Linked DNA regions of Mus musculus: region 1 is linked to region 2. The links are chromatin loops, found by intact Hi-C in ENCODE. Cell type or tissue: heart. All regions are shown on one strand.

What was found. Hi-C counts contacts between places; a loop is a spot of excess contacts. Peaks named below come from ENCODE experiments on the same cell type or tissue, not always from the same donor. Only the 100,000 strongest peaks of a DNase experiment are listed, where the experiment ranks them.
Region 1: it touches region 2 in a loop (11-fold over the local background); 5 of 42 quality-filtered maps call a loop at or near these places.

Annotation. Positions count from the first base shown.
Region 1 is chr6:28,211,017-28,219,016 of GRCm38, reverse strand. It overlaps 6530409C15Rik (RIKEN cDNA 6530409C15 gene), which reads right to left and starts at 3,518. Exons shown (of 4, transcript NR_165173.1): 1 at 3,251-3,518; 2 at 1,422-1,496. It also overlaps a transcript of Zfp800 not described here. In heart, CTCF peaks have their summits at 3,230 and 3,433; a DNase peak (open chromatin) is centred at 3,476; H3K4me3 peaks cover 1,246 bases; H3K27ac peaks cover 794 bases.
Region 2 is chr6:27,654,194-27,662,193 of GRCm38, reverse strand. All of the region lies in intron 5 of Grm8 (glutamate receptor, metabotropic 8), which reads left to right. Among named protein-coding and RNA genes, the nearest start is that of Mir592, 280 kb to the left of the region's middle. In heart, a CTCF peak has its summit at 4,481 (motif pointing left); no DNase peak of the experiment used is centred here.

The DNA of each region.
Region 1 (8,000 bases), 560 kb before region 2:
TGCAGGGAGAAACCTTTTTAATAAGTTAAGTGGCAAGAAGAGCACACATGGGAAACACTTGTTTCTATTTGTTTTTTCTTTTTCTTCTTCTTCTTCTTCTTTTTTTTTTTTTAAAGGAAATTAGAGTTAAATATTTTGGCTCAACTTTCTAAAATATGGTCCAGGAAAGAAAAATGATGTAGGTTGTTCAAGTACCTTGGGGAAAGCAGACAGTGGTGCTGTTTTTCTTTAGCATGCAACTGATAAAACCTGTTTCCATAATACCTGTTTCCATGTCTGTTTAGTATCAGCAAATAAACCCATTTCAGACCTGTGGAAGTCGGAAAGACTGTCGGCATTTTCAGATACGCTTACCTCTGCTCTAGCTTTCAGTCCCACTTACATAAATATTCCAACGGAAGGGAAAAAGGCAGGGGGGAAGGCCAGATGGTACACCTGTGATATCGGGCACATAGCATGGGGTTCCGGTTTGGTGAGCAAAGGACTTTGCACAATATTGGATCTCACGATTTTGCATATCAGCAGCAGCCACTGTCTTTCCCAGAGGAGTTGCCAAAAAGCAGGACAGAATATATTTTCTCTGTACCACACAGAAAATTTCTGACTTAGCAGCGTGATAATTTGAACTTGATGGGAGAAGATATACTGTGTAGGTATTCTAATACAAGTCTTGGAGGAGTTTGGTGTCCCATTATACAGGCTAACTTAAACTGCCAAAAAACCATTGTATAGACGTGTTGCCTCAGGGACAGTGACCCAATTGACAGTAAAGATGAAGGACATTTTGCTGTGATAAAGGTCAGATCACAGATTTAATAAGTTAATCAAGTATCATCAAGAGTTACTTCTAAGCAGTTGAAACTTACTCCATTCCAGGCTCTCCCCAGCCCCTGCCCCAGGCAGCATCAGTTTTCCACTTTTGAAAAGGAGCAATGCAGGGGAAGCCACTGTATGGTCTTACACGTTTATAAACGTTCAGGAAGTCAGTTTCTAGTGTGGTCTGTACAAGCTTCTGGAAGGTGACCATATCTTTAGGCAGAACCTCAGACTCGTCTTTGGCTCTCCTCAAAGGTTAACAACTATTTATTCATCTAGTGTGGGGACAGTGGGATGCTTTTATGTATCTGAGCAGAGGAATGACAGGAAATGAGAAGGCTCCTTTGAAGACTGAAAAGCAAAGCCTTGGCCTGTGTACAGTGACAGGGAGTCAGGTGAGCCTTGGGCTCTGACTCATCCTAATAATAGGAAAGTAATTTTCTAGATGCTCCTTCTCAGAGATGGGAACCTTATGTTATTTATGTTTGCTGTTACTGTCTGAGAAAGGCCCCTAAGACACAATGTACATTCCAAAATATTAAATTGAAACCAGGCCTGGCAAGATGGCTCAGTGGATAGAGGTGCTTGGTACCAAGCCTGACAACCTGAGTTCAATCTTTGGAACCCAGTGGTGGCAGGAGAGAAGCAACTCCTAAGCCGGCATCCAGCCTTCACATGCCCTGGAATACAAACATAAGTAAATATTCCTAAGTTGTTATCCAGCCTTCACATGCCCTGGAATACAAACATAAGTAAATACTCCTTAAAAATAGTAAAAAATAATAACTAACTTGAAATCACTTAGTGATGGTTAAGACTTTTAAAAAAGATTTTATCATACATATACATATATATGTGTGTATATATACATGTATTACACTGTAGCTGTCTTCAGACACACACACTAGAAGATGGCATCAGATAGATACTTTTACAGCTGAGCCATCTCTCCAGCCCCAATGGATAGACTTTTTAAGAGCTAATGCTTTTAACAAAAGCTCCTGCCGCCTTCATTTTGCTCAAGAAGGAAGTTAACAACAAATGCTTGGTTTCTTGGGATTTGTTCTTTTCATAAATTTTATTTCCGACATGTGATATGTTTGTTTGTTTGTTTGTTTTTACTAAAGTTATACCTCTAGGTATGATGATTCTATCCAAAACTTTCAGAAGGCAGGAAACTTTCAGGGCAGTATGACTAATTATGCCATCAACTTAAGCAACAAAGCGAGCGCATTCCCACAAACACCTAACCCTAGATTTGCTTATCACTGAATAGAATCCATCTGACAACTGAGGTTGCTTTAGTTTAAAATATTTTTGAAGCTTATATTACAATGGATTTTCTATCTGATAACAAAGCCCTGGGCACTTGTCTATGTTATTATCCCATGTGCAGATTCCTGGAATAATTTAGCAAAATTATTCCATTTAGTCATTTGCTCATTTAGTTATAAAATGCATTATAACTAAAAGATCCATATTTAGCTAATAGTTCCTTTATTCTTTCTCAGTTTGAGTGCTTTCAGTAGAAACCATTACAGAAACTGAAACACTGGCGTTCACTAAAATGTCTGCTCCAAAAGCATGGGAGGTTTTTCTGTTTTTTAGTATACCGTGCTCCCAAGTCCATATTAATTATAAGTTGAAATTAACTTTGCAAAAAGACCAGAAAACTTTTATTTTCCTCAAGTAAAAATGAGTTGAATAAGATGAAGTATAATTTTATAAAAGACAGTGCTTTTGATTCACTGTTAAAAGTTTACGGGACAAAATACTCTGAAATATTGTGATTTATACAGCGCTTAGAGTAAAGACAAGCCATGTCGTCGAACCCATTCCTTAAAAGCTCTTTATGCCTACCCCTCTGCTACCCTAGAAAACATTAGCTTTATAAATTCATAAGTGGGACGAAAGTAAAAAGTCATTAACTTTTTATTCTAATAGTAAAATACATTTATTGTGTAAATTTGGAAATTACAAATAAAATGAAAATAAAGACTATCTGAAGTACCGAAAGGTAACAACACACTGTTGTGGTTTTTCTCCATCACGTTTAAATTTGTGTTCTCTGAATACTGAAGTACATACATACCCTCATACCCTGCAAATGCTGGTGAAATGGAATTTTTCCTCGACTGCTTTTTCATATTGTTGGACTGTATTTCACAACATCTTATTAGCAAGTTAGTTTGTGCTATAAGATTATGATACTTTATGTTTGGAGATGAACATTTTCCAATTTTTCTTCCTCTTCTTTCCCCATTTTCTATTATGTTGCAGTGGACACTCTTTGAAATTTTGTAGTTATGCTTTAAGGGAACATTTTTTAAAAGACTTTCTGGGTCAGGGGTTATCAGCTACCTGGGGTTTGATGCCTGCAACCCTGCCTGTTGTGGAGTGCCGCGGGGTGCCGGGCTCCTGGGCGCAGCTTTACCTGAAGGGTGCGGGGTGGGGACGCGGCGCCTCGGCCCCGGGCTGCGCGGTTCCCGCCCGTTGCTAACCGGCGTGTCTTTGTCTTTCTTCCCTGGGGTTCGCTGCGCCCGTGCGGGCCGAAGCCTGGCGAAGCCGTCGCCCCGCAGCGCCGCCATCCTGCGTCCGCCCGCGGGCGCCGTCACCACGCGCCAGGCCGCCTCCAGCTGCCGCGCCAAGCTCCGCGGCGCCGCCAGGGAGCGCCAGCACGCGGCGCGCGCCCTCGGCAGGTCAGCCGCCCCGTGACGCCGCCGCGCGCTCCCGCGGCCGCGCGCACCGCCGTACCTCGGGCGCCCAGGTCGTCTGCATCCACGGCCGCCTCGGCGTCGTCGTCGCTGGTCGGAGCGCCTCAGCTCGCCCCCCGCTGCTGCCGCAGCCTGCTCTGCCACGCGGGACGCCGGGCCACTCCTTGCTCCGTGCGATGCGTTTCTTCAGCCCGCCTGCAAAATCCCCGGCTTCTTTAAAAACCTCACCGCACATGATTCCGTTTCCCTATTTCTTGTAACTACTCTCTGTTCCCTTTCAGATTCTTTCCATTATTAGTTCTTCAAAGCCAGCATCGTTTTCTTCATTAAGCTCTCATCAAGCTCCACCTCCCACTCCCATCTGCCAGAAGATTCTAATGGTCCAAATTCATGATACAACCCAGAGTTGTATCATGCACATCTATAATTGAACTCAAGCGTCAGGCTTTCCCCTTCCTGTAACTTTATCGCCAATAGCCATTGCTCCCTGTGGAATTAGTCCTTGTTTCCAAGGACTCGTCATCCTAAACTCACCATCCTTAGAAACGGGATCCTCTCTAGAATATTGTCGCCGGTGACCACAGGACCGTGCCTTTCCATAGCTGCTCCGGGAAGGCTTGTTGGCTTAGCCCCTCTTTTTTTCCCAGGCCCTCTGTCCCAGGCTATACATGGATGTCTTACTTCTCTTGGGCTATTCCCAGTGACTGGTCACAGTTAAAGTCGTGATGGCCCAATCATGTGACATTCATGGTCCCTCAGTGAGCTATTGGGGACCCTTCAACTCCTGGCCACAGCTTCCTTAGAACTCCCGGCTTCAGTCTGTATCCCCTCTAGCCTTTCCTAGGTATGTCAGACCTGCGTTATGGCTTCTTCAAGATCTCTGCTCTCCTCTTGCTTTCTTTTGTCTTTCTCAGGTGTCCCCTCAACACAACTGCTGCACAGTGACCTTTGTCTTGGTGTCTGCTGCTAGGATCTGAACTGACACATCAGACATTCCAGTCTCTGACCACCACCTTCCTATCCTGAGTTGTTTGCTGACCTCATTTTTCTACTGTTGAGTAGGCCATGTCTTGGCTCTATTTCCTTGACTAGCCCAGATTCTACAGTCTATTATCGTAATCATGCCTCGAAATGCAAATTCTCTCAGCACTCTCAAACCTCAGTTTCTTCGAAATTATTTTTCTAGCAAAAAAATATCCAACCCTGGGTATAGGTAACTTCTGTCTTGCTCTAGCCAGACTGTAACAACGGATTTCGTTTAAGAAGAAATCATGAAACCAACCAACCTGTTCAATTTCCAAGACATTATTGCAAATCCTAAATTGGTGTTTTTTCCTATGGTCGTCTCAGTCCTTCACTTTTAGACCTACTGTTTCTTTGCATGAATCTCCCCAGAATGTGCCGTTTGTTTTGATATTTCCCTGAGAACTAAGAGTTATAGACAGAGCTCCTCAGCTCCCTACTACAGTGCGTGGAACTGATCTATTTTGTGACTGTGAAGGGAGCCCCTTCTTCTCTCAGTGCCCTGAGTCTCACTCCCTCTTGCTTTTTGAAAAACTTCAGGTTCTCTTCTTTCTCTCTTCTGTACCATCATTCTCCCCACCTCTTAATTATCAGTTGCAGTAAAGGGTGTCACCATTCAGCAACAATTTGGGGGTCATCTTTGCTACTTTTATGACTAGTTCCTTACAAAGCAACCCATCTTAATCGATCAGTTTTATTGCTCAAATATGCCTTTTTGTTTTTTGTTTTTGTTTTTGTTTTTGTTTGTTTTGAGAAAGGAGCTCTCGTACACATAGTGCTGATTCGCCTGGAACTCACTATGTAACAGGTTAGCTTTGAATTTGTAACAATGTCTTTGCTTCTGCCTCCTAAACCCTGGATTACAGGTGTGTACAATCATGCCTGACTTAAAATTGACTTTAATTTGTCTCCTTCCAAACTCAGTGCTATGACCAACATATTTTCTCATGCCTGGTCTCTCGGGTACCACTTTTGACATACTTTAGTACCTTTTTGATAACCTGGTAATAGTGACCTTTCTCATCCATTAAATCAAATCATCTATTGCTTGTAGAATAAAATTGAACCCCCTTACCATGGCTCACAAAACCATGCACCATCTGACCCTTTTCTAGTTCTTGAACAGCCTCTGGACCCTTCTCTCACTGTTTACCATGCGTGCCCATGTAACATGCCAAGCAAGTTTTTTTTTTCTGTACCTCAGGGGGTTAGTAAATGCTACTATTTCTAAGCTGCTTTTCATGGCCACCCTCTCTCCTCCATTACAATTTATCCTGTAGATGGGTGCAGAGTTTTGAGAGAGGCCTCCCTGGAGTACCATGTTGAAGTAGTCATGACCTCCCAACCATTTCCTCTCCCAGTTCTTTATTTGTAATCTTATTTATTTGTTGACTCTGACTTATCTCCACTTCCCCATTCCAGAATGTATGAAGGAAGAAATAGTGTGTGGATGTCTGGATTCTTCAACACTGCATTCTCTGTCCATAGCCGATTTGGTGCATATTAGGTGCACAATCAATGTCTTGAAAGAATACATGAATACATATGCAAATTTCTCTGTTGGGGATTCACTTTCTATTGATGTAGTAAAAGTTGTTTATATATTAAAACCACTAATCATTTGTTTATTCTGTTTGTTGCAGACATTTCTTCCCCAATTTGTGCCAGTTTAATTCTTAATGTCTATGATGTACAGAAATACTGTATTTTCACAACAATAAATACCCTTTATGAATCCTGCACCCGGTGATATGTTTAAAAAATCTCCATGTCAGTGTTACATGCATGTTTGTTTCCTTTCATTTTAATTTTTTAGATTTAAATATTTTCTCTAAATGGAATTTATTTTTGGTATAGATGTATAAGGGCCTAAGTATTTATTTAGTCGTTACATCATCATTTATTGAAAGTTCTCTCTTTTTTCTACTGTTTTGAATATTTCACATTTATCAGATATTAAATTTCTTATACCTAGAGCGGTTTCTGGATTTGTTACTTCTTTGTTGTTCCTGATGCTGTTATTTTAACTATTGTCCTGCCGTTGGTTGCTATGCTGTGTGTTTACAATGAAATAATATTACTCTTATTTTTTAAAAAATTATTTTTGTGTTTTGGCTGTTTTTGCATCTATTCTCCTCAATAAGCTTTAGTTATATTTTGGTAAAGTCCAAAAGAAAGTCTCTTGTTGTTTTGTTTAGGATTGCTTTAAGATTATGATTATTTGAAAAATAGTTGTGAAGATTTGTACTCTTTACAACTATTGAGGAACTTGTCACATGTCAAGGTCACCGAAGACACCTTGTATGTCCTTCAGGTCTTCTGTTTTTAATGTGGCACAAACTTATTGGTTATATTTTACCTTCTGTTGCTGTTTGACTGTGATCAGTTTTTCATTTTTAAGAGCTTTTATAAAAGCTGTTCCTTGTAGGGTCACTTGATTTTTTTTTTTTGATAACTTTTCATATCGCTCACTAATCTTTACTGATTCATTTCTACATAGCCAGTCATTTTAAAGAAAATATATGATCATTTCTTGTTTTTTTGGCTGTGCTTACACCTCATCAAATATGTGATGGTAATAGCTTTGCTCTTATTCCTGACGTTTTAGGAATGCCTCCATCAGTATTTTATCAGATTTTAATATTAACTACTGAACTAAAATACAGGCCTTCAGGCAAAGGACATGGCTTTCTGGTTCAAGTATACCAAACATTATTTTAGAAGTTCATGTTGAATAATATTAATCATTCTAGACAACTAGAGATTATCATAGAGTTTTATTTTGTTGTCTGTCACCACAATGTCTAATGTCACAAAAAATAATTATTATTAAACGATTTCCTAATTCCAGGCTCTTTCTGCATAAGATACAGTCTGTAATCATGGTGAACTTTCCCTTCATTTTAAAGTACATGAGTACATTTTCCCCCATTTATATATATGAGTACAGTGCCACTGTCTTCAGAACCCCAGAAGAGGACATCCGATCCCATTAGAGAGGGTCATGTGTCACCATGTGGTCGCTGGGAAACAAACAGCATTTTAAAGTATAATAATGTCAAATTAAACGCCTATATTTTAAGTGGGGTTATTACACTTATATTCATAAAAAAGACTAGATTGTAGTCTCATATTTTTGTATTCTCTCTTAGATTCAGAAGTGGGGATCTCTCTTGTTTTTATGATATAAAGTAGCACTGTAGGAGCTGTCTGGTCCTTGATGGCTGGGAGAACCCCCCCCCACACACACACACACACACAACACTGTTTATAAGGTAAAAGGTAATTCTCTGAAATTTTTGAAAAGTTCTATGGTTTTGTCCTATACAGGCAACCATACTTCTTGAATAGCAACTTTAAAATTATATTTTTAAAAGAAAGTCATGCATTTTCATAGAATTTAAAGCTGTTAGATTTCTGCATATATTTATCTTAAAATTAAAAATA
Region 2 (8,000 bases):
TAAGTGTTTATCTGAGGTACGTGAAATGTAATGGGAATAAAGTACCCTAAGAAACTCACTGTAACTGCACATTGAAGAGTCCTCTTCTCTGGGACCTAAAGGAACAGCTGCTTTGAATATATTGTTACAACTTCATTTGAAAAGTCTTCTCATTTTAAATAAACAGGCTATGATCTCAGAGCAGAAAGGCTCTGTGAGGATCACAGTTCACGTTCACCACTGATACAGTTTGTTTACTTTCAGGAAGAGATCGGGCAAAGGTGGAAGAGGTTAATAAAGAGAGAGTAGCTGTTGTCCAGCCAGGAAGCTGGCCATCTAGATTACTGTGTATTCATCTTGAGTGTTTAAAGCCGGATGTTGAATGACTTTCTCCCTCTTCAGTGTGCTCTCAAAGGTCAAATTGAGAGATTTTTCTTGGATTTGGCATTTCTTTTGTAAGATGGAATCATCTTTTTTTTTTGTTTTGTTTCCAGTGTCTCTTCTGTTACTGAGAACAAGTGTCCTTGTCAGAAAATGGTCACCAGAAAGGTATCTGTTTGAGATGCTGTACTTTAAGTTTATTTGGATCCTTGACTTATCTTTCTTCAAAAGTCTTTTCTAAATGCCACACAGGAATCACTCAATACATTTATCCACTCTAATTTTTATCTTAAAATGTCTCTTCAATTTCATGTGTTACTTCACTAACACAATTAGGAAGGTGGCTATTATCTTCTTTAACTCCCAAATGTTGCAAAAAGGGATATTAAAAAATCTCTCCTGAAAATGCCCTATAGTTTATTTTCCTAATTGCATGACTGACAACCCTTCTACTTTATTGGCTAGTAGGTATTTTTGTCCCACAGTCTTTGGCTCTTCTCAGGGCCCATCTTTACTGTGAAAAGAAATTTGAAAGATCTTTATAGGAACAGTCTAATCAATATTTGCTGCTTAGGACTTAGGGTTTGGAACTTAGGTCTAACTAACATTTTTCCAAGTTGAGACAGGTAATTTCAAATTTTTATGTGTGCCTGATGGTCTTTTCTGTATTCTGAAAAGTCTCTAACTATAGCGTTTAGTTTTGGTTGTATCTGAGGTGTAATTCTAGAGCTGGCTGTATCAGTTAGTATATGGAAATGGGTCTTGAAGACAACTGGTATGTTAAAAATTACTCTTGAAATCATTTGGTGGAAGTCTACATAAAGAGAAAGAAAGTGAGGAGATGACAGGGTATGAGGGATAAAAACAAAGAAGAAAGAACCAAGTCTGAGAAATCTGGGGAAAGGAAGGCAAGGAACAACTGGAGAACTGAATTTTGTTTGCTGAACAATGTGTCACATTGTGCCTTAGCTTTGGTCAAGGAATTTTTTTTTTTAAGTGAGAGTTACAATTGAAGTCCTTCCTCTATATAGCAACAGGACATGTTCCATATTAGGTTTAAAAACATTTACTCTCTTTGTCTTCAGTCTTCTCAGATGAGCAGTATTATTTGAGCCACATATTCTTCTAAGTGACCTTCGAGACTCTCATTTTCTTTGTGGAGCCTCCTGCATTTAGACTGCTATACTGGTGGGTTGAAATGAAAATGCATGGATGCATAAGTTGTTTTTCTTAAATGACCCCCTGGAAGCAAGATCATGAGTGGTCAAGGGAGATGCTTCTGTAGAAAGTCCATGTAGCAGACTTCCAACTAGTCAACTGCATAAAGATGAAGATAATGTACTCTGCCTGCTATACATAAAACAAAGAAAACATTTCTCTAGATCAAAGGTAAGCTCTGAGGACAAACTTGGAAATGGACATAAGCAATCCTTCTGTTTTATTGGTAAGCCAAAATAATGCTTGTACAAATGAATACAGGTCTATCAAGAACTGAGCAATCATTAGTCTTGAGATAAGATAAATCAGCAGGTTTACAGGAACTGGATTCTAACCTATAGTTGTGCTCCTTACATTGAAGACACTTTTAGACAAAACACAAATATAAGCACAAAAGAAAACAAAGAGATGTATACATATAATGAGCTAGGGACATCAAACCAATGGACCCTAAAACAAGACTTACACACCAAACTGACAATAAGTATCCAAGGGACTTCATGAAGAGAGCAGAAGCCATCACTTGTGTTGACATCAGTATGAACTCAAGAAGTCATAAGCAGCATAGCATGGGATATTTCCTTGCATGCTATAATTGGTAAAAATTTATAGGTAACAACAAAGTGAAATACAGAAAATATCCCAAAGAAACCCTCATATAATAAAAGTATCTCAAGTGAGAATCAACAGAGGTACTTATTAGGAGTTTGTAACTGAAGAAAAAAGAGCTACCATCACTTTTCCTTAAAAAAGACTAAAATCTGCAGATAAGTAGTTCTTAATGCAATTGATAGATGAGTGGGTGTATCATTAGATACAAGGTAAATCCACATACGCTCTGATAAGATATTGTTGGCTCAGAGATGCTGAGGCATCTCATGTGACTGGTTGGGGATCATATTTAGCTTTCTCCGATTGGTCCAGGGATAAAGGCAGGGCAAAGACAATAATCAAGGAAGCGGGAACTTAACTCATCTGGGTGAAGTTTTTACCTTTTTTGGATGATTCTTACAGAAATTATGGTTTGATTTCCTAGGCTGATTAATGTGGGGCTTATGGGCAATAATTTTATTGTTTTTTATATGAAACCTTTTGGGGTCTGGCTATACATTGCTATTTAGAAATGCAGGCTCTCAAGTAGAAGGAGAGTATTGGAATTGGTTCTGATAGAATATGGAGTTGTGAGAGACTTCAGTTTGGGCAAGGAATCACTTCATCACTTAATGATTATTCATGGTGGAGACAGCTTTTCTGCTATAATAATTTGTAGCAGAGCAGGCTAGAAAGATGCAAGGTTTAGGAAGACCTACAGATTATTACCAAACTTTAGTACAGACAGAATAGACCTTAATGCAAACTCTATTCACCTGATACTATGTATTCTCTCTGTTAAACACACAGAGGCAATAGAGTTGACACAGCAGAGATGTATACTGCAGTCCCAAGGAAGAATCATGATGATTTCTAGTTGGGTGGCAAAGGTTAGGCTTATAAAAGACAACATTATATCCAAGGTTAGGCTTATAAAATACAACGTTGTATCCATAGCCAGGTTACAATGCAAGCATCTTTGCTCAATGGGCTTTGAGGAGGAATTATAATTTGCTCCTCTTTAAGTTGTAACTGCAAGGTAACAGAAGGGGCACGGAGAGAAGAGAGATGAGGGAGGGAGTGTAGATACTAGGCCTTTCACCTAGAACATTCTGGGATCAATAGGTTAACTACCTAATGTTTACTTCAAATGGCTGACTAATCTGAGGACTGTATCAAGATAATAAACTAAGACAAAAAAGCAGTGAAGTGGAAAAGAGCTGTGAGGGGGGAACTGATCATGACCAGTTGTTTTAATAAGTCTTTGTTCTACTCAGAAAGATAACTAAACGAAGTGACCTTGAGGGATAAGTATCCCCTTAAGATAGTACTATATCTATGTGAGAGTAAGAGCCTCCCTCCCCACCCCAGCCCCCAAGCACTAATCTTCCAAAGAACAGGCCAATGGGATGCTACAGTGATCAGAGAATACCTGCAAAGACACGGACTGAAACGGCCAAGACTGAGAGACAGTTTGGAGAGATTAAAATCAATTGTAAAGGGAAACCCAGTCTCTTTTCAGAATCCTCTATGATTAGAAAACTAAGCTGTAATGAGTCAACAAGTCCCAGTTTTTAAAATTTTCACCATTCAACCCGAAGAATGTTCAGTGAAGTACATATTATATAGTCAGTGATGATTACAGGCATCATTGAGGACTTGCTCTGGGCCAGACATTGTAATTTTTACACTTAGCACTTTTTAACATTTGATCTGTTTTTCATTCTATGGAACAGGTGTTAACATTCTCTTACTGAGGGCACTTGGATGTAACAAGATTAAATAATTTGCCTAAGTAAATGCTGAACAGTTTAAGACCCATCAGTCTTTGACACTGAGGCCAGAGCTTTTAGCCACTGTGGTCAACACCTCTACTTAGAAATAATTAAGGACATCAGTTCACTTGCTTGTAAGGATCATAGAACAATACTTAAACATTCACAATAATTTGAGTAGGCAGACCTGGAAAAAATGAGACTAATGCAATCTCTGGGGATGTAGAGAAAATATAAACTGTAAAAACAATTGTGGAAGAGTTGACTGATAGTAGGTAAGTATGAAACTGCCAAAACAGCTATAGATGTTTTACCAACTTGATTTGTATTTGGAAATGAATATTTCTTACCTACAACTTTCCTATATACTTTTGTACACTTCTCTCTTCTTTCATATTAACTTCTGGAGGCTTCCATCATTTTGCTTGTGTAAATGAATGCCACATGCAGGGACCCCATTCATGGAGCATCTAGTATTTTAAGCCCTGTCACAGGGTCCAGTGACATTGCTCAACAGGGCAATGTTGCCATCTGCTGGTAGGTTCTTTGAATTGCAGACACAAGGTTCCACAGTCCTTATAATTTAAACAAGTGGTGGTGGCTTAGGAATGGATTCTTAAATGGAGAATGGCGTGTCAAACATTTACAAGAAAAACTCAAGATGATTTTGAGTCTTACAGGGACAAACCCCACCAATTTATTCAAAGAGGTATTTCACTCAGTCTTCTTTGTGAAATCTGTCTAGTTGACCTCCCTCTATAAATCTTTCTGGATTACTTTTTCGATGTCAATAGCATTTGCTAAGAATGATCTGGCTATTTATGGCTGCCCACAAGATTCATGCCTCACTGCCTGTTGGTTGAATTTATGTGATACTATGACTCTTGGAGTGAAAGTCTTGTTTGAAGTAGGCAGCCATGATCTTCACTATAGTCTCTGCACTTGCTTTTTTTTTTTTTTTTTTTTTTTAATCTTTGAGGTGTTTTAAATTTATGATTTCATTTTTGTTTCCACCACAATCTTGTGAGACTATTACCTAGGCTGCAGCCATAAATGTATATAGACATGGTTAGGATGGTCACATTAGTGTCTAAATAAATATTCTTCTCATGTATATGAAAAGGCTGGCCAGAAAAAAAAAATCACAGGCATGGGACTTACTCAAAAGTTCTCATAATAAATTCTTCAGACTCATACATACAGCTGCTAATGATGAGGGTTCCTTCCTTTTTATACGATGTCCTCTGGGTATAATCCTTTATAGATGCATACTTAGTTTACTAAAACAAGCCAGGTATAGGAAACCCATGCCTTGCTTACGTGTGAATCATAATGTGCTGTACCATAGATGCAGAGCTCAAAGGAGGTGGCTCTTAGAACATAAATAATAGGACAATGTCACTCAAGGGATGGAAAACGTCAGTTAGATGGGAGGAATAAGTTCAAGAAATCAATTTCTTCCTAGGACATTGAAAACAATATATTTTATGCTTAACATTTGACAAATGAATATTTTAATTGTTATAACTATAAACACTGTGTGAAGTAAATTTGATGTTCGCTTGGTTTGTCCATTCTATGATGTATACATATCTAAAACATGCTGTGTATCATATAGGTTTAATATTTGCCTATTAAAGGTTCTCCTGATATAAGGGAAACAGCTGGTACTATTTTTTTCTTTGCAATCAAGTAATACTATTCTGACAGCTCTGCTGATATTAGCTAGATGAAACCGCAGGTAACCTGCCCTAGCCAGATGTCAAGCATAGTTTCTGTAGGTATTTAACACATTGTGTTTCCTTGGATAGTTGAGGAGGTAGACACAGTAATGGAATGCAACTCAGCCAATGATGTAACTATGTATCTTATTCTTGTAATCAGTCCTGTGAAGAAAACCAGTTTTAAGTTTGCTAAGAGGAGCCCTTTGGAATATGTTGTATGCCTGCTCTCAGTTTTCTTTCCCCCTTCCAAGTTATAATTATTTACTTTTAATTCGATCAGCAAGTGTTTTAGTAATGGATACATACATGTTACAGGAAACTATATATTACTCATGAAATTTCAGAGACAATCTCTTAAAATTCATCCACCTAAGTGATGCTGAGAATTCTAGTGTCCTCCATGAATAAATGTATAACATTGTTCCCATTTACACATGATAATAATAATAAACAGTAAAGTTCTCACATATTCATCTGCTTTCTTGTAAGCATAACATAAAATGCTATAAGCAACCATTCAATTAATAATTACATATCATATCAACATCATAGACTTTTATGGTTGTAGAGTATTCCATGTGTTTTTGACTTTTGGTTGCTTTAATAAGCAGTAACTTTACATTTAATTAACATACTGTTTTTTTTTTAAAAAAGTGGCATTGCTGGATGAAGCTTATATGTATTTTAAAGATTGTTTAGTAAAACTGACAAATGGTTATATAGAAAATACAGGGTTATATTTACTACCACTGTGTGGAATACCAATAGAGTAAAATGAAAGCCTGGCTTCGATTTGTCTTTGCTGGATATGTATAAAGTCACACTCTTCCTCATTGGTTGACAGCAGTTCTTATCTTCCCAATATCTCTTTTATAAACCTTGCTCATTAATTTTTAACATTTCTTTCAAATATACCTTTTTCTTTATTTTGGACAGATATAATCTCTTTTGTTCTTATATAACTTAATTTTCTTCACCTTATAAATATTTTTGCTTCTTTAGGAGCTTTTTGAGCTTTTGATATTATTCACCATATGATCCCATTGCACTTCATGTTTTGTAATTTTATTCAGTTAAATATTCCAATCATCCTTCTTAACATTTCTCACTTTGGCATCATGCTTTAAAATGTTTTCTGATTGGTGTGATGTCAGCATTCTATTGTATTTTAAGTACTTTACTTTAAAAAATAAAGATTGCTATTCATTTAGAATTTGCTTTAGTGAATATATGATAAAATGGATTTCATTCCTTTTCTCCAAAATCATTGGCTGGATCATGACCAAAAAAAGCTCACAGAGAGCTGATATTTTCCCATCTTCCACACCTTTACTCTGCTCATAACAGAAGGAGCATCAGGTTCAGTGGCGATCAAATGAAATCAGCAGAACATCACCTCCTCGTTACTGTTTCACAGTTTTCTATATCGAATAGAGCAAAAATCACTATTGATGTACCAGAATATGGCTGCACCACAATTATACATTTTTGAGTGAGAAACTTTAGGCCAAGACTCTACAAAGATAGAATTTTGTAGCAAGGGTAGGAAGCCTGGCTAGTGTGCCAATGAGGGACTTGATGGGATATTCAGACTGCTTTCAAATAGACACCGATGAGTGATCAAGGCTGGTCTCCTTCCTGAGTTAATACAAAACAATGTATTAGGTTATGATGAGGCCCATAGAGCTTATGCTTTTATTTTAAGCACCACAAAGTAATTTACCAAGGTGGTATACTTTTAGAAATATTAGTCATTGTTATCAACAAGGTTCGCATCAGTCCAAGGGGGTAAACAGTTTAAAGGCTGGCACTTATTTTGAGGGCAGTTATATCATCAAACTTAGGAAAAGAGGATGTCTACATTGTCTGATTTTATAAACTAAGATTAGTTTAACAAATCCATTCTGTTTAAACAGGATTTAAGCTGGGCCTGTTGGTATAAGTTTGTCATCTGAGCATTTGGGAAGTAGAGGCTGCCTGATCAGGAACTTGCTCTATCATCAGCAACACAGGGAGTTCATGAACAGCCTGGACTCCTTGAGCCCAGTCTCAAGAAGAAGGCAAGATGTCTCAGCATCCTTTTGACTGCTCCATTTTTTTTTTTTTTTTTTTGGATTGGAGGGAGATATGTAGGCATAAAAATTTGAATAAGGGTTCAATCTCTCCTGTAGCCCACCACCCAGCAGAGGTAGTGGAAGAGAAAAGTTATTAGGGTAAGGAGGGAAGTGGAACTGTTCAGTAACAGTTCTTTGGGGATGAACTCAATCTTTTTTGGCAGCAGTTCGGTCCCATAGCAAACAACCACTATGACTCAGCAGCTACAGACCAGTCT